Regions from separate parts of the Homo sapiens genome. Here regions 1 and 3 are each linked to region 2. Evidence: chromatin loops called from intact Hi-C (ENCODE). Cell type or tissue: psoas muscle. All regions are shown on one strand. Each heading gives the region's core, and the rest is flanking DNA. Links, peaks and the distances in the headings are about the cores only.

Region 1 (5,838 bases), core at 2,051-4,550, 230 kb before region 2:
ACTTTCACCTGGAAAAAATCAGAAGGACATATTTAACTGGTATATACGTATCAAAGTTTGTGTTTCACAAGCTAAACCAGGGGGTAGCAAACCTTTTTGTAAAAGGTCAGATAGCAAATATTTTGGACTTTGTGGGCCTCTGCTGCAATTACTCAAATCTGCAGCTGCAGTACAAAAGCAGCCATAAACAATCTGTAAGTTAACAGGTATAGCTTTGTTCCCATAAAACTTTATTTATAAAACAGGTGCAACAAAACTTGGTACTTGGCAAGAAGTACAGTTTCCAAGAAAAGGAGAAACTTAAGCTCTTCATCGGAGGTCTGAACAAGTCTGGCATGTATAGAATTGGCTAGAAAACTTCTATTTGCTAACATTGCAGCAAGCACCCAGAACCAAGGTAGCTCCTGTCACTCTGTAAGCTGATGACAGTGGCTAGGAGTAGTCATGGAAAAGATAAAATACTAAGGTCAGATCCTATACTCATACCAGCTGAACTTTGTTTAAATCTAGCTATGAACATTGTGTGTGTGTGTGTGTGTGTGTGTGTGTGTGTGTGTGTGTGTGTGTGTGTGTGTATTGAAGACAGAGTCTCGCCCTGTAGCCCAGGCTGGAGTGCAATGGTGCGATCTTGGCTCACTGCAACCTCTACCTTATGGATTCAAGCGATTCTCCTGCCTCAGCCTCCCGAGTAGCCGGGATTACAGGTGTGTGCCACCACGCCCAGCTAATTTTTTGTTATCTTTAGTAGAGATGGGGTTTCACCATGTTGGTCAGGCTGGTCTTGAACTCCTGACCTCGTGATCCACTTGCCTCAGCCTCCCAAAGTGCTTGGATTACAGGCGTGAGCCACTGCACCTGGCCGTGTGTGTTTTTTTTACACAATTTTTTTACACAAATTTCTGAGTGTATAGGGTGGTAAAAAAAAAAAAATCACGATTCCCTTCAAAACATAGACAAGTTAACTGATAAGACCAACTCATTTATTAGTCTCTTCAATTACGCTATTCTCTAAAGCTTTTCCCTAAAACAACATAGTTCAAATTCCCTTCACTGTTCACTAGTAAATGTTTTTCCATCCATACCTTCTTATTCTGTCCTGTGCTAAAAGCTAAGAACTGTCAGAAAAGCCAAAGAAAGCTCAGAAAAAGCAACACAGGAATGGAAAATTATACCAAATTGGAGGCTGTAGCTTCAGAAAAAGATAGGCCTCTGGGAATTATTATAATGTGGTCTTGCTCCTTACTTATTCTTACCTGGAAAAAAAAACAACAGGGAATTACTATGAAGTGGTTCATATTTTGCAGTGGAAACATGACTACAAATATATTTACAATGAATAATTGTAAGAGATCAGGAAAAAAAAAACCAACAAAGCAAAAATTAAAGGTCTACAACATGAAACTTTCCTAAAGTTTCCCTCAAGTACTTGCTAAAAAATTCTGACTTTAGTTTCTTATTTACTGGACTTACCTAAAAGTGTTATTTTGGGGCTCTAAGGTTATTTAGGGTCAGCTATGTTCATGAAAAATAAATGCTAATATTATTCAAGCCAATGTGGTAATAATTATAACCTTAATTTATAACTTGGAAGTTAAGGCAAAATGGGCAAAGGAAAGAGAACAAAATCTCTTCCTAGGAAGGAATTAAAATAAAGATGGAAGGTGGAAAGGAAGAAAGATTCTTGATGGACTGCATCTGTACCATTTCCATTGTACAATATTTTAATCCTCTTTTGTTTCCAAATAGCATCTTTTTCCAAGTGTGGCAAAATAAAAATATGATGGTGAATGGAAAGAATATATTTTAAAAATAAAGACCAGGGAGGAAACTTCCCTGACCTCCTCTATCTTCCTTGCCTCAAATGCTTTTTAAAGCCACTGATGCTCAGACATAATTATCATGGAGAGGGACAATTTTGCCAGAAGGATTTCTTCCTGGATAGATTCTACAGTTGGTCTGAACCAAAGGAACTTGGAACAACATAGATAGTAAGGGGAGAAGAAAGGTGGGGGAATTGGAGCCTCTCCCTTGGGTATAAGGTTTAAATCAGTATTTGGTTGTGATCTAGCATACTAGGTTTAGAGAATAAGTCTGAAAACTGGACTTCCAGGTAAAGGTAAGAAGAGTATAGTTGCCTTCTAGCTGGAATTTTTTAAAAAAGGAATTGAAAGCTGAAGAACTCACTGAGATATAGGTATTTGCCAGGTGTGCCCATCCAAACAAGTCTACAAGTCTGTACAGGCTGGCAAGTTTACAGCGAGTAAGTTTTTCTCCCTTCACATATGAGGATGTATCTGCACCAGGAAGGTCATTGATAGGTGTGACCATGCCAAGACCTAAAAGAGCAAAAAATGTGGAGAGAGATACGAGTCATGCAATCCCTTACCTGGAAATTAGTTGCCAGGAAGTAGCCTGCGTCTGGGAGTATCCCAGCCTTGTATATAATAATCTGAAATTTATCAGCCCATATAATATTTTATTAGCTTATTCTCCTTCAGAGAGGTAAACTGAGAGTAAAAATAAGTATCAGCTATCTTTGATTGCTTAGTAAAAGTTGCTTCATGTAGTGCTTGCTAAGGAGTGACTATATCAAAGGCTCACACCACTGGGGAAAAATGGTTACACATATCTCCGAGGGTAAAAGTGTTAAATACTGAGGTTACTGCTAGTTTTATGATGAAAAGACCTCAACAGAAAGCTACTTTTCTATTATCTCTCTTGACTTTTATTCAAACACAAAAAACATTTGAGATGGAAAATAATGCATGCAAATAGTAGTATGATTTCTGTCCTATTGAAGGTCTTGAAGGTCTCTAATGATCTAATTGCCAAGTTCAGCTGTTACCAAGTTCAACTTTTGCTCAGTCTTCATTCTCCTTGACCTCTTTACAGCTTTACACTATTTACACTGCCTCATTCCTAGAACTCTTCTCGAGGCCCATGTGATACTATCCTAGATCTCTTATTCCTTGTCTACATGCTTTTCTCCTTTAACAAGTTCATCTGTTCCCTTTGCCCAGCTTTGGCTCTTCCCCAAAGCTCAGTCCTCCACTATGTTCTTTCTCATTTTACTTTTCCCTACAAAAACATTATAGACTCTTGAGCCTCCCTATTGTTATTTTTGTGTAGACGACTCACTCCCTGGTCTTTAGTTCTGATCAGGTCCTCCTCCCCATTTTCCAGCCTGCTTGTTTTGTTTTTTTTTGAGACGGAGTTTCACTCTTGTTGCCCAGGTTTGAGTGCAATGGTACGATCTCGGCTCACTGCAACATCCACCTCCCAGGTTCAAAGCGATTCTCCCGCCTCAGCCTCCTGAGAAGCTGGGATTACAGGCATGTGCCACCAGGCCCAGCTAATTTTGTATTTTAGTAGAGACAGGTTTTTTCCTTGTTGGTCAGGGTGGTCTTGAACTCCTGACCTCAGATGATCCACCTGCCTTGGCCTCCCAGAGTGCTGGGATTATAGGCCTGAGCCACTGCAACTGGCCCCACCCTTTTTTTTTTTTTTTTTTTTTAGAGGCAGGGGTATCACTCTGTCACCCAGGCTGCAATGCAGTGGTGTGATCATGGCTCACTGCAGCCTCGAACTCCTAGGCTCAGGCAATCCTTCCACCTCAGCCTCCTGAGTAGCTAGGACTACAGGGCATGCTGCCACACCTGGCTAATTTTTTAATTTGTTTAGTGGAGATGGGGTCTTACTATGTTGCCCAGGCTGGTCTTGAACTCCTGGCCTCCAGTGATCCTCCTGCCTTGGCCTCCCAAAGTGCTAGGATTACAGACATGAGCCACTGTGCCCAGCCTAGCCTGCTATTTCCAAGTGCCTACAACGCAATAACATGAAAATTAAAAGGGTCTAAAGGTGATTTTATCTTCTCTCTCCTGGTTTTTCTTACCTTCTCTCTTCTCCTTACTTTGCTTCTAATATTGATATTACCATTCCTATAGGCTCAAACTCTGGGTTTCAGTAACCTCTACCTCCTTAACCTCTCCTGGGTAACCATATATAATTTGTCACCACATTTCATGACTGTTTTCTTCATAAGGTCCCTCGTTGTCCACTCTTGAGTTCAGCCCTTAACTCATGCATGGATCCCTGCAATAAGCCTCATTCTTGTACTCGACTGTAGCCCCTTTCTTTGTAAATTCATTATGCATAAAGCCATTGAGTTTTCTAAAGCACTGCTTTTTACCTGAGAATATGAGCAAGAACTTTTAAAGAGAATATTTCAATGGAAAACCTTTTAATTTTGAGATGTTTTGAAGTAATCTGAATAGTTTTAATACATAAGCCACAAAAAATAGCATAATTTCTGACAAAATTTTAGAGTCAGCCATTAACCTGTCTTCTATTCTCCCCGTAACCTTCCAACTTTAACTTCCGCTTTTCACTTCACTGCGTAAGTATTTCAGGCAACTGGTTGCTATTTCCTGATCTCCAAACAGTGGCACATGGCTTTCCTCCTGCCATGCCTTTGTACATTCCAGCCAGCAGGCCCAGGTCTCCTGTAGCTCCTTGTTCCCGCCATGGAATCCAGGACACTTCCAGGGCAGCTTCTTTTACTATTTCTGTTTTCCCTGACTAGTCTTCCTCTTTGAGCTTTTGAGGTTTTCTCTTTGGAATCTTTTGTCAGCCCATACTCCTGTATGATTATTTAATCAATGTCCACAGCTTTGAGTACTACTTCTCTATGTCCATCTGCCAAGTGTTTCTCCTAAGCTCTCTGACTGCACTTCCAATTGCTGCAATGTCTTGGCAATGCAAATGGAGCATGCCCAAAGTTGAACTTCCTCCATTTCCCAAGCCAAACCAGATCCCCAACTATTCTATTTTTGTTAATAATACTATGAAATCTCCCAGTTCATTCTTCACACAGAAAATATAGTGGTCTTTTAAAATCATCTTTCTGCTTAAAATGGCTTCCCATCAAAGTTAGGAATAAAACCCAAACTTCCAAATCCAACTGTGATATGATTTATATCCAGCCACATTAAAATCAGATTTATTATTTTAGAAAATAGAGACAGGGTGGGCCTGGTGCAGTGGCTCAGGCCTGTAATCCCAGCACTTTGGGAGGCCAAGGTGGGTAGATCGTGAGGTCAGGAGTTCAAGACCAGCCTAACCAACATGGTGAAACCCCGTCTCTACTAAAAATACAAAAAATTAGCCAGGCGTGGTGGCGCGCACCTGTAATACCAGCTACTCAGGAGGCTGAGGCAGGAGAATCGCTTGAACCTGCGAGGTGGAGGTTGCAGTGAGCCGAGATCGGGCCACTGTACTCCAGCCTCGGCGACAGAGCAAGACTCCTGTCTCAAAAGAAAAAACAAACAACAACAAAAAAACAAAAATAGAGACAAGGTTTTCACTTTGTTTGCTAGGCTGGTCTCGAACTCCTGGGCTCAAGCATTTCTCCCACCTCAGCCTCCCATGTGGCTGGGACTACTGACACATGCCACAAGTCCCAGCCCAGAATCATGTCTTATATCATCTTATAATCTGTACAAAGTGTAGTAAATGCCTGGTTGATATGAAAAGGTAGGAGGGTCTAACACTATGTTACTCTAAGTATTAGATGTTATAAACTTAAGGACTGAACCCGAGCAGAATATGCTGCTAGAGATGTATAGTGGTCCAAAGTGGAAGTAAAATTATAATGTTTAAAACTCTCCAAAACTGACATACTGAGAGGAGGTGAAGAAAAACCCGAGAAAGAATTGGCCATGATGTAATCTGCAATCTGCTGTAATGCTAGTAATCCAGTTGGGTTGTGGCCTTTCTTCATCTGTTCTTGAATAAGGCATTCCAAGTCTTCCCGAAAGGCCTGTAATACACAAAAATAAA
Region 2 (5,838 bases), core at 1,765-4,264:
GCAGCCCCAGCCTGCTTTCTTGTGTGACATCCTCACCAGAGGGGTATTGCGGAATGGGGAGGATGGGTCCAGTGAGTGGCCCAGGGTCAGCTAAATATTTTCCATCAGCGTGGTTTGAAGTTTTTTTCACTAGAGCAGAAGCTCTGACTTGTTGCTTATAGGAGAGGGGAGAGCAAATGTTGCTGTTCAGTACACATTTGGGTGCCTACTATCTGCAGGATGCTGTGCGAGGTGCTGAGTGAATAAGACAGATGCCCACCCTGCTCACAGGTGGCTGTTCCCTGAGTTATGAATGCTGCCCTGGTAGGGTGGTTGTGGTGGCAATGGGGTGAGCTCCTCTAGCACCACGATTTCATCTTGCAGAGCAACAGAGAGGCCTTGGCAGTGTCTGAAAGGGCAAGTGTGATTTGGAAGTGGTAATCACAGTGAGTCAGACTACAGGGAATTCCTAGGTCTTAGCACTGAAAGGCAAGTCTTGCAGCCCCCAGGAACATCAAGTGGTGGGTGCTGTTCCCCTGACCCCTGAGACTGGGTGAGTTCCCTTTGCTGGGTAGTGTGTTGATATAGGTCCCTGTGTGTCCCCTGTTGCATCAGTATTTACAGTAGTGTGTTAATTGCTGGTTTAATTATCTGTCTTCCCTTCTATATTGTAAGCCCCATGAAGACAGGGACTGGGTCTGGCTCAGATCTGTAACCACAGTGACCAGCAGAGTGCCTGGCACGTATCTATGCCTGGCAGATCTAGATGTTACACAGGCATTTGTGGGATGCGTAAATGAATGAATTTTACTGGTGAGGCAATCAAGGCTCACGACAGTCAAGTGGCTTGGACACTTCTTGTATAGGGCTTGAATCCAGGCCTCCTGCCTGTTTAAGTAGCGTGCTCCTGTAAGAAATGGTGCTGATTAAAGATGTTTAGGGTAGGTTCTTTCACTGGGTTCCTACTGCTTTCTGGGACCAGGGCTGGAGTTAAAGCACATTTGTTTCTTGCAGGCATCTCCTGGAAGGACAAGGTTGCAGACCTTCGGTTGAAAATGGCTGAGAGGAACGTCATGTGGTTTGTGGTCACTGCCTTGGATGAGATTGCGTGTGAGTGCTCTGGTTTCGCTGTTTGGGCATGTTACCCGATCTCTCCTTTGGGTCTCTGGGTATCTGTGTGTTCATGCCATTCAACTTTCTGAGTGGCCAGGGAATAAGAAGAAGACTACGTCACCAAATGGGTATAGGAGATGCCAACTAGGATGAAGGAGAAAGAATTACAGGGAGCTGGGGAGGGGAGTGAGGCTTGTCCAGAGCAGTATTACAGCTGGGTGATGCCCACCTCTGGCCAGTCCCTCAGGACCATGGCACCTCTGAGGAAGGGCATTTCCTACAAATATTTTATGTCTGTCAGCCTCTGTAGGTGTAGAAGTGGGCTCATAGGAGAGGCCTTCTTTCTTTACACTTGTCCTGTGGTTTCCTAAGGTCTTTATAGTGAGAATGTTCTGGGAGCATTTCTACCTCAGAAAACTAGGAACTAAAAGTTCCTCCCCAAGCCCTTTGATGTAATAGTAGTTTCTCAGTCTTTGGACCTTAACCCACCTTCATGCAGTTGTTCAGCACCTTCTTTCATCTAAAACCTGACGGAATCTGGTTGAACCTTCCTGTCCTGTCTTCTGGTTTCTGAGTGGATTTGACCCAGGGCAACTGAGAAGAGGCACTGCTTTATCTTTTTGCCTTCTCACTAGAGAATGAGACCCTACTGCAGTGTCCTCTCTCTTCAGTCCCTGCATCTTCCATCCACAAAACATTGTCAAGTGTGTCAGTGACTTACATCCCTAATTAACTTAATGATCTCAACGTCAGAGAAAAACACCTGTAAAACTTTTCTCTCTCCCTGATTGTAACAAAAACACAATCCCATGATAGAAAACTTGGAAAATGCAGAGGAAGTAAAAAGAAGAAAAAAAAAATCACGTATAAATTCTGTTACTTAGAGATAATCAGTGTCAATATTCTATGCATATATCATTTTATAGCCTGATTTTTTCACTGTATCAGTACACTATAAGCATATACAAGCATAATTTTAAGTGAGTATTAAATACTCCATCATGTGGTTATACCATAATTTATTTAACTGTTTCCCTAAGGATGACCTTTGGGTTATTTGCAGTAATCCTGTAATTTATTATGATGCTACCATCAAAATCTTGGTTCATGAATCCATGTCTTAGTGTTTGATAATTTTCTTCCTATTTCTGGTTGGCTTTTAGGGCTTTTGACTCATCTTGCCCTTTGTCTGCCAGAAAGTTTGCACCTTTGTATTTGAATTTGTCTGTCTTGCCACACCTGAACACCAGGTACTGTCATTTTTAAAGAAGTGCTAGTATGATAGGTAAAAAATGGTGCCTCATCACTTTAAGAAGCCATTATTTTAAAATAGAGGTTATACTTTTAATGCCCAGGCGTTTTTTTGCTCTGATCCTCATGAGAACAAGTGACGGAAGCTGGAAGTCCTGGGACCAGAACTGTGCTCTCTCCTGGTCTGTCTAGTTCTCAGACGTTCAGCAACATCACTGTTACTGGCTGTCCGCAGGTCCCCCACCCAGTCGTGGTGCCAGAGCAGACCCATGGGTGGGCTGCAGGCTCTGATTTCATTGGTGAGCTGCAGCCTTGCTGACTCACTGCTTTTCTTTCCACCTCTGACAGGAAGCTCCGTCTCCATGGGGCTCACTGACCCTTACAGAGGAGGCTTGCCTGGCTTCCCTTGTGGGAGGGTCTCAGTTTTTCTACCCTAGGTCATCTGCCTCAGAAGGGAGAGAGTGCTCGTCTCCTTCCTTTTTATTTGGGAGCGCCAGAGGTTTGTCGGCTTCAAGGCCAGGCCTGGCAGGTCACCACTAGGCGGATCATTTCAACTCCTTGTGGGGGCAGTTCTCAGGATTTCAACTAATAGCTTTTATTCCCTTCTCCGGGCAGTGATGTGGAAGCCTGAGAAACAGCTCTGGTGCCATCACGTGGTGGACATGAGCAATTGCAGCTCAGAGGTGGAACCAGACGGGAGTCAGGCTTCCAGCCTTTCTGTGCGATTCCACTGAATCCTTGCGCAGCAGCTGGACTCCAAGCTGAAGCTCTTCCCTCCCGCTACAAGCGACCCCTTAACATCTTAAGTCAGACAGGTGACAGGGATTTTGATTTCTTTTCTAGGGCTATTTAATCTCCGAGGATCAGATGTGGAGCACAATCCAGTATTTTTCTCCTACGCAATCATAGGACTAGAGACGATCATGTGAGTGTTTGCCCTGCATCTGGAACTCCCTTCCAGAGCTCCTCAGAGCCCTAGTGTGCCCTTTCTGGTCCTGGCCCACCCATCACTGCCTGATATTTCACTGATGTGCTTCTTTTTTCTTGCCCTTTTAACATTTTCCCTTCTTGTTTTCCTTAGCAGTAGGTGTTTATTTATATCCTGCCTCTCTTTGAGCCCCCAAAATGGTTTGAAACGCATGAAAGTGTCTATAGTTCGGGCCACCCATTTGATGTCAAGTTTTCTAGCAGCCAGTGTTAAGGGGTATATATGCTCAATTATACAATTCTGGGTCCACAATGCAAATAAACCCAGTCATTTTGAAGGTCAAAAATAATATGGGAAAACCCCTCCAACTACGCTTTGTTGAATTGTCAGTTTATTTTTTCAAAGCATTTCGTGTGGCCTTCTTTTCATTACTGTTCTATTTCAATAGCTTTTTGCATTAAGACAACACATTTATTAAGTGCTGGTGATGTGCTAAGGGTCTCTGTTAGGTGCTAGGGTGACTGAAACAGGACGGGGTCCTTGGCTGGAGTTGGGGAGATGAGCATGTCCTCTTTCTAAAGTATTTGGGCACATAAGTGGGCACCAGTCTGCTTGTGGGACAGATACAGGTGTTACGAGAGGGGCCTGACCTAGACTTGGAGATCAGAGCAGACTCTTGGGGAAAGTAATATTTTGAAGCAGAGAGTAAGGATAAATGTGGGTGAGTTAGGTGAATGGCAGGGTGAGGAGGGGCGGGGAACCATGATCCAAGCAGAGGGAACAGCATTTTCAGAGACTCTGGACAGTAGAGAGCACAGTGCATGTGGAGGACCTGAAGTGGTTCAGTGAGGTCAGAACATAGTGAGGCCAGAATGTGAGCAGGGGCCACAGAAAAGAGAGGCCTTGTGGGCCACATTCAGGAGCTTGGGTTCTTTTTCTGAACAAGAATAGTGGGAAGCTATTGAACGAATTTTTCAGAGGGAACCACATGTTAGATGTACAAGTTGTAAAGAATATTATGACTGAAACATCGGTAGATGGGGAAAGACTTAGAGGCTGTGGCACTAACCCAAGTGAGAGATGGTGGGACCTGAACCTGAGTGGTGACTGGGCGAGGCTGTAGATGAGCTGGACAGATTAGATGGAGATTTAGGCTGTGGGTCCCAAGGTCTTAATGAAGGACGGGAAGAGGGTCATCAGTGAAGGAGGACACTGCCCAGATTTCTGGCTTGGCAGATTGGGTGGATGGGGGCAGGGAATGCACCTTGGAGGGCAGGATTTGGGAAAGGAGTGGGGAGGAGAGAAAAGGGGCTTGGTTTTGGTTGCCAGGAAACAGAGCCTGATGTGTATGTGTGTCTGTGTTGCCACCTCTCACTCATGTTCCCTCCTTTTTCTGCCACCCACCTCTCCTCCATCTGCAGGCTCTTCATTGATGGTGACCGCATAGACGCCCCCAGTGTGAAGGAGCACCTGCTTCTTGACTTGGGTCTGGAAGCCGAATACAGGATCCAGGTGCATCCCTACAAGTCCATCCTGAGCGAGCTCAAGGCCCTGTGTGCTGACCTCTCCCCAAGGGAGAAGGTGTGGGTCAGTGACAAGGCCAGCTATGCTGTGAGCGAGACCATCCCCAAGGTTGGTGACCCCACTTTGGCCCATCTAAACTCTGCCACCCCCTTCCCAGTTCTGGTATTGTCTTTGGAGCACAGGCAGATTTCTGAGGCTGCCTGTTGGATCAGAACTGTGGTCTCCATGGATGAGGCCTTAAAGCTGGAGCCATAGCAAGAGCCTGAGGGCCCTTATTGCTTGTTGAGTCTTGTGTTTTCCAGAGTGTGGCATGAGAGATTATTTTAGGTGGTACACATTATTATTTAGGTTTGCTTAAATATATCTGTTTTAACAGCATTTAGCATATAATAGAAAAAACATAACTAGCATGAGTTCATGATATAATTATTTAAAATAAAGTTGAATTTAATAAAGCTGATTTAAAGATGGTCTAAAGTAAAGTACTAAGTGAATAAGGGTACAGCAGTTAAGAAGCTAGGGTAAAAGCTGTGCAGGTGGTATAAGAATGCTTGAAGCTTGGGAAATGCTTCTCTACCCCCTCCTTCTGCCGCACCACATTTTATAGCTAAGGACACTTGAGGCTCAGAGAGGATTGGGGAGTTGGGGATTTGGGGATTTGTCAAATTCAAGTGATAGTGATAGCCTTGCCCTTTACTGAGCCCTTGCTGGGCAGTGCTAAGCAGCTGACACTTGTTGCCTCATTTTCATTAGGGTCTGGGATGGGACTGGAATCCAGGCCTCTTTAGAGGTAGGCTTTTCTACTGTCCTCCCCTGGGCCTCTGGCTGCCAAGTGGCCTTTGGCAAGCCCAGTGATGTCCTTTCTTCTCCACTGAGCAGTGGGGCATCCTGGGAAGAATCCAGGCCTGGCTCTCTAGATCTGGCTTGCCATTGTACCCCTGCCATCATCACACACAGTGTGACTCCTCCTCTCTCTCTCTCCTCTCTCTCTGGAGAGAAAGAGAAAAGGAGATAAGATCACAAAAGCAATTTTAGAAGCTTTG
Region 3 (5,838 bases), core at 2,051-4,550, 250 kb before region 2:
TGACTTCGTGATCCGCCCGCCTCGGCCTCCCAATGTGCTGGGATTACTTGGGCCCGGCTGAGTCTGCCTCTTAAGGCCTGCATTTTGCTGGGTGCAGTGGCTCATGCCTGTAATTCCAGCACTTTGGGAGGCCAAAGCAGGTGGATCAACTGCCAGGAGTTCCAGACCAGCCTGGCCAATACGGTGAAAACTTGTCTCTACTAAAAATACAAAAAATTAACTGGGCGTGGTGGTGGGCAACTGTAATCCCAGCTACTTGGGAGACAGGCGGGAGAATTGCTTGAACCTGGGAAGCGGAGGTTGCAGTGAGCCGAGATCATGCCACTGCACTCCAGCCTGGGCGCGACAGAGTGAGACTGTCTCAAAGAAAAAAATAATAATAAAGCCTGCATTTTATAACTGTACTACTTCCTAATTTCCATCCCTATCTGCTAGGATATGTTATATTGCTTTGGGAAATCCAAGTTTTTCTCAAAAATTTCAAGTCTAAATATCAATCTGAAGGGACACTGTTTGGTCTAAGAAGTCCAATTAACACTCTGCAATGGTCTTTCTATAGGGCTGACATATTTACCAGCTTTTTGAGTGCGAGTCTAATATAGACAATGAGGAAAATCTTGCCTATAAGTCCTTTCATCTGGTGCTGCAAGTTTGTACTACATATTGATTCTGCCATTTCATAAACACTTTTTAAAAAATCCTAGAGTTTCTTAGAAATCTAATATTCTTCAATACACGTTCAAATTAGATGAATAAAACCAATGCTATTAAAGCATGTTGTTCAGCAAGGAACGAGTATTTTGCCTCGTGACAGCAGTCATATAGCACTGGAGAGGTTTTCTTACCATCAGAAGCAAGGTCAGGACCGACTCTGGAGAATGACAAAACCGTTTGTGTAAAAATAAAATCTAGAAACAAAAAGGCAACTTAGTAACTTTCACGGGACGGGCATGGTGGCTCACGCCTGTAATCCCAGCACTTTGGGAGACTGAAGCGGGTGGATCACCTGAGGTCAGGAGTTCAAGACCAGCCTGGACAACATGGTGAAACTCTATTTCTACTAAAAATACAAAAATTAGCCAGGTGTGGTGGTGGGCACCTGTAATCCCAGCTACTTGGGAGGCTGAGGCAGGAGAATCGCTTGAACCCAGGAGGCGGAGGTTGTAGTGAGCCAAGATCGCACCACTGCATTCCAGCTTGGGCACAGAGTGAGACTCCATCTCAAAACAACAAGAACAACAAAAACCCCCTTCACCACAGCTTCAGTATAAAGACTTACCCAACCAGAAATTATATAGGCCTTAAAAATAATTGTGGGCCAGGCCTACTTCGGGAGCGTGAAGGAGGGTGAAAATTGTGTCATGGCAGCTCTGAGTCCATGGAGTCAACACCATGAGCAAGGATCTCTTTCCTGAGTTGGAAAAATGAATAGACAAGAATTATTGCTGGATTTAACTGGTGACAGACATGTCTAAGGAATATTGCAGGGATTTGATCCCTTTATGAATCTTTTGATTGATGGATGTGTGGAGATTGCAACTAGTGGGTAACAGAATGATATTCCTCATGGTGATATGAGGAAATTGTATCATGTTAGAAGCCTTGGGATGAGTATAAATCAAGGCTGTTTTGCAGAGAAATCCATGACCTCTCCCCGAAGGGCCTATTTTACTATGACGTAAAAATTGGATCATGTATATTTTCATACTAAACTTTTTGTTAAATAAAAAGGAATTGTGGACTGGATATATATCCATCTATTTTTCTGCTAGATAAAAAAAGCTTTTTTTTTTTTTTTTTTTGGTACAGAATATCAAAATGTGCCCGTTTGTCACTTGAAGTGTAAATGGCATTTAAAATATTAGAGGTTCCAACAGTAAAGAAATCAGCAACTTGAGACAATACTGTAAAGACTCATGGAGCATCTAAAAACTTGAAACTTTAGGAAACAACTATGGATAAATAATAATTAGGCTTGGTCTTGCAATGTGTTTCTCTAAACTGTTCCCGTAATAAAGTTCTAAACATCACAATTTGCAGTAAACTTTAGAAAATGTATCTATTATCTATTTTATCCATTCGTAGGTTATGCCCTGATGGGTTTCCAAGGAAAACTGTGGTATGACAAGCATGAAATGAAGACTTGAAGACCTTTTCTTGAATCCGGGCTTAGCGCCCCCATGAAGTGTATGACATTAGGTAAGCACCAGCTCTCAGAAGGATAATTCTTACAAAGTCAGAACAAGATAACCAGGCTATAAGGAACAAATAAAATAATCTGGTATCTATAAACTTTCCTCAACCTTAGACTGCACCTAGCAATGCATAATCAAAATAGAGTTCTAAATCAAGCCCAAAAATACTTCGAAGGAGTTCCCTCAATGAACTAAAACTAAATTTAGATCCACTATTGCCCCCTAATGGTCAGCTCTTAGAAATGAAACCCCTTTGAAAGTAAGAGTATGCAAATTCAGGGTTTTTTTCTATCAAGTTTCCCCAAAAGGCTTCTACATTGTTTTTCTCCAAGACAGACCATCTTCAATTACACTCATTTAAATAAAATTGTAGATACAGTGTATTTCTGATCTTTAAAATGACTTCTGTAACTAGATTAAGCTACCTTTTCTGGTTTTAAAAACATTTTCCTTAGAATGTTTCTTCTGTTTCCAATAATGGAAATCAAGAAGAAAAGAAAAAGAAAAAGGGCTTCTTCTCAAGTCTCTGCTGCATCTTAAGCAAAAGTATGATAACTTGTCTTCCAGGTGTCATGGTGTAAGATTTAGGAGCTGGTTCTTTATCCTAAAGGTTGCTATCACCACAGGTCATTCCTGCTTCTCAGGTATCCACCAATTTCTTCATTCTTGAGGTGATTTGTTAGGGAAAAAAGTCTTCCAAATCAAAAGTCAATGTTTGATCCCAAATCTACTTATATCAAAATACAAGTTCACCGTGGCTTGACTTACAGTCCAAACTAAGATAACTGCCTCTTCCTAAAAACCATGGAAATGTACTGCAGCCACACAGGGTCTGGCACACAGATGGCATGAGTAATTATAGAAGTCTGAATCTCTATGGGTGGAATCCTACCACCTACTTTTCATCTTCTACAAGCCTTAGTTTCATTATCTACAAAATGGGAATAATATCATCTACTTTGTTGGGATACTGGGAAGGCCAAATGAAGTCATATATGAAAAGCATTTAGCCTAACGTTTGGTACACAGAAGGCATCAACAAAAAATATTATCGGTTAGCTCCTTAGTAAAAAAGAAAAAAAAAAGTCAATTATTGAAGAAGGCATTGTCTTGTCACTCACAGGTATGAAAACTCTGAGGTGTCATATCCTATCACAGCCTCTGAGAGCACACCACAACTTTCTATGTGTTCTCCACTGTGGGTGATATCTGTAATGAGACCTGCTAAGGAAACAAAGTCGAGAACGATCTACTGAGGAGAATAAACAACAAAGGAAATGCCTTCTCTTTCAAGTTCTGGGTATTTCACAACAAACATGGTGCCTACAGACTAAATAGGGAAGTTCAGTGCAAGGAATGGAAACATTGGATTGTTAGATCTATTACTCCCTCTAGTGGCCACAAACAAGACTGTTTTTATCAAAATCCCAGTTTGGCCAAGATTGCAACTTGGATATGTGTATGTATCAACCTTGAGTTTGAAAAGAAATAACCAGTCTGTATTTTCTGCCTATGTGGGGGGGAAAAAGGGGCCTGATGTTAAGAGAAGCCAGTGCTGTCACAAATTTTATCAGTTTGGTTTTTATTCCCTGAATGAAAATACTAATCAATGAAGAAAAGGCACATGCGAACTTTTCTACTATATTGACTCTCAAGTGAGAACTGAAGATAATCGCCTTTGTTGCTTTATGAAAGGGAATTTTGAAATGAGCATCTTTCTAAAATAGCAATTTTTTACCACAGGGTGATTTACAAGCCAAGGTAATAATTAAATATGCCCAAGACTATGACTATTTTTCTCTGACCAAACCCTTCATTTTTATAATGGGTAATTATAGTAAAAACTTCAATTAACCAGAGCCCTCAATTAACATGTTATCCTCCTCTTGTACTGTATTTTTAGGGCAAAGTAGAAAAATAATCACAAGAAGTTATTCATATGACAGATTTAGTTTGAAAATCTAGATGTGTTATCTAAGTAGGAAAAAAAACCCTGAAAAATTACATTCACACCATAATATATAAAAAACACCTACATATAAATGATATATATATAAATATATATAACTAGATAATAGCTGGAAGGGAATATAATTTTTTTAAATGTGAATATGGACCAGACATGGTGGCTCACGTCTATAATCCTTATGATTTGAAAGGCTGAGGCAAGAGCATCACTTGAATCCAGGATAACACGGTGAGATCCTGTCTCAACAAAAAACAAAGAAACAAAATAGCTGGGTGTGGTGGTGCATGCCTGTAGTCCAAGCTACTTGGGAGGCTAAGGAAGGAAGATCACTTGAGCCCAGGAGTTTGAGGCTGCATTGAGCTATGATCACACCACTGCACTCCAGCCTGGGCGACCATGTCAAAAAGGAAAAAAGGCTGGGCACAGTGGCTTACACCTGTAATCCCAGCACTTTGGGAGGCCGAGGTGGGTGGACTGTTTGAAGTCAGGAGTTCAGGACCAGCCTGACCAACATGGCAAAACTCTGTCTCTACTAAAAATACAAAAATTAGTTGGGCATGGTGCCGCATGCCTGTAATCCCAGTTACTCAACAGGCTGACGCATGAGAATCACTTGAACGTGGGAGGCGGAGGTTGCAGTGAACCAAGTTTGTGCCACTGCACTCCAGACTGGGCAAGAGTGAGACTCCGTTTCAAAAAAAAAAAAAAAAAAGTGAATGTGATAAAATTGTGAACTACTTTCTACTCTTTCTGCTGTTTTTCTATTACATTGTTATTTGTACAACAAATACATTAAAAATCAGAGAGGTACATATCCTGCAACATCTATTCTACATTGATAGAGGCTGCCATACCCATTATCAAGAGACAAAACAGGTCTCTCAGGGAATATCTCCTCTAACATAAGCTGAAAAAAGACAGGTTTTGTATATATATATAATTTTCAACTAATTTGAAAATATATTTATCAGGACATTCTTTATTCAGAAGCATCAATAACTTACCAAGTTTCACTGAAGTATAAAACTCAACAGACCATGAATAGGCTAAGTAACCACCTGTGAATGGAAACCTCATGATACAAGTCCGTATATTTAAAATACTGTTTATTTGTGATTTAACATTAATTAGCATTACATCTAAGAGCAATATCAGATAACATTTATACATTTTTCCACAGGACACAGAGGTTCATTGGCTCATTCTTTATGCCAAAGCAAGTAAATAGAGGCATTAGCAAAAGGTGCAATAGTTCACTGTTATGTTTAAAAAATATTTATGCACATTGCATTCATTTAGATATATATATTTTTAAAAAGTTATGGAAAAGCATAGTTCACAGGTTACTATTTCTACATACATTGTAATACAACATAAATGATGTAGAACATTAAAAAAATCTTCCAATAGAGAGTTAAGCAACTGAAAGTTTCCACCAAGAGATTAAAACACTGATTCCAGTAGTTAGTGAGATCTAGAATGACATTTCCAGGCTCTGGCTCAACTCTGCATTATCATATGCACACAAACAGAGCCAGCTCCAAAACACACTGTAATCAATGTAATTTTTTGCATGCCAACTCACCCTTAAGAAACACTTTGAGTTATTTTTACCCACGATCATTCTGGATCATTGATTTTGCATCGAACTGTGACATCACTTGGGTGAAAGGG

What was found. A loop is a pair of places that touch in the nucleus more often than their neighbours do. Peaks named below come from ENCODE experiments on the same cell type or tissue, not always from the same donor. Only the 100,000 strongest peaks of a DNase experiment are listed, where the experiment ranks them.
Region 1: a loop joins it to region 2, with 2.6 times the contacts of the local background. A loop is called at or near these places in 40 of 110 quality-filtered maps.
Region 3: it touches region 2 in a loop (4-fold over the local background); 74 of 110 quality-filtered maps call a loop at or near these places.

The regions. Positions count from the first base shown.
Region 1 is chr10:110,112,757-110,118,594 of GRCh38, reverse strand. ADD3 (adducin 3) reads right to left here. Exons shown (of 15, transcript NM_016824.5): 3 at 5,680-5,818; 4 at 2,185-2,336; 5 at 1,173-1,253; 6 at 1-8. Among named protein-coding and RNA genes, the nearest start is that of MXI1, 92 kb to the left of the region's middle. In psoas muscle, for the core only: no CTCF peak of the experiment used is centred there; no DNase peak of the experiment used is centred there.
Region 2 is chr10:109,881,497-109,887,334 of GRCh38, reverse strand. It overlaps XPNPEP1 (X-prolyl aminopeptidase 1), which reads left to right. Exons shown (of 21, transcript NM_020383.4): 8 at 994-1,089; 9 at 3,187-3,268; 10 at 4,693-4,903. Among named protein-coding and RNA genes, the nearest start is that of XPNPEP1, 39 kb to the left of the region's middle. In psoas muscle, for the core only: a CTCF peak has its summit at 3,000 (motif pointing left); DNase peaks (open chromatin) are centred at 2,633 and 2,914; H3K27ac peaks cover 520 bases.
Region 3 is chr10:110,134,981-110,140,818 of GRCh38, reverse strand. ADD3 (adducin 3) reads right to left here. Exons shown (of 15, transcript NM_016824.5): 15 at 5,254-5,838. It also overlaps the pseudogene SNRPGP12. Among named protein-coding and RNA genes, the nearest start is that of MXI1, 70 kb to the left of the region's middle. In psoas muscle, for the core only: CTCF peaks have their summits at 2,426 (motif pointing left) and 3,575 (motif pointing left); no DNase peak of the experiment used is centred there; H3K27ac peaks cover 382 bases.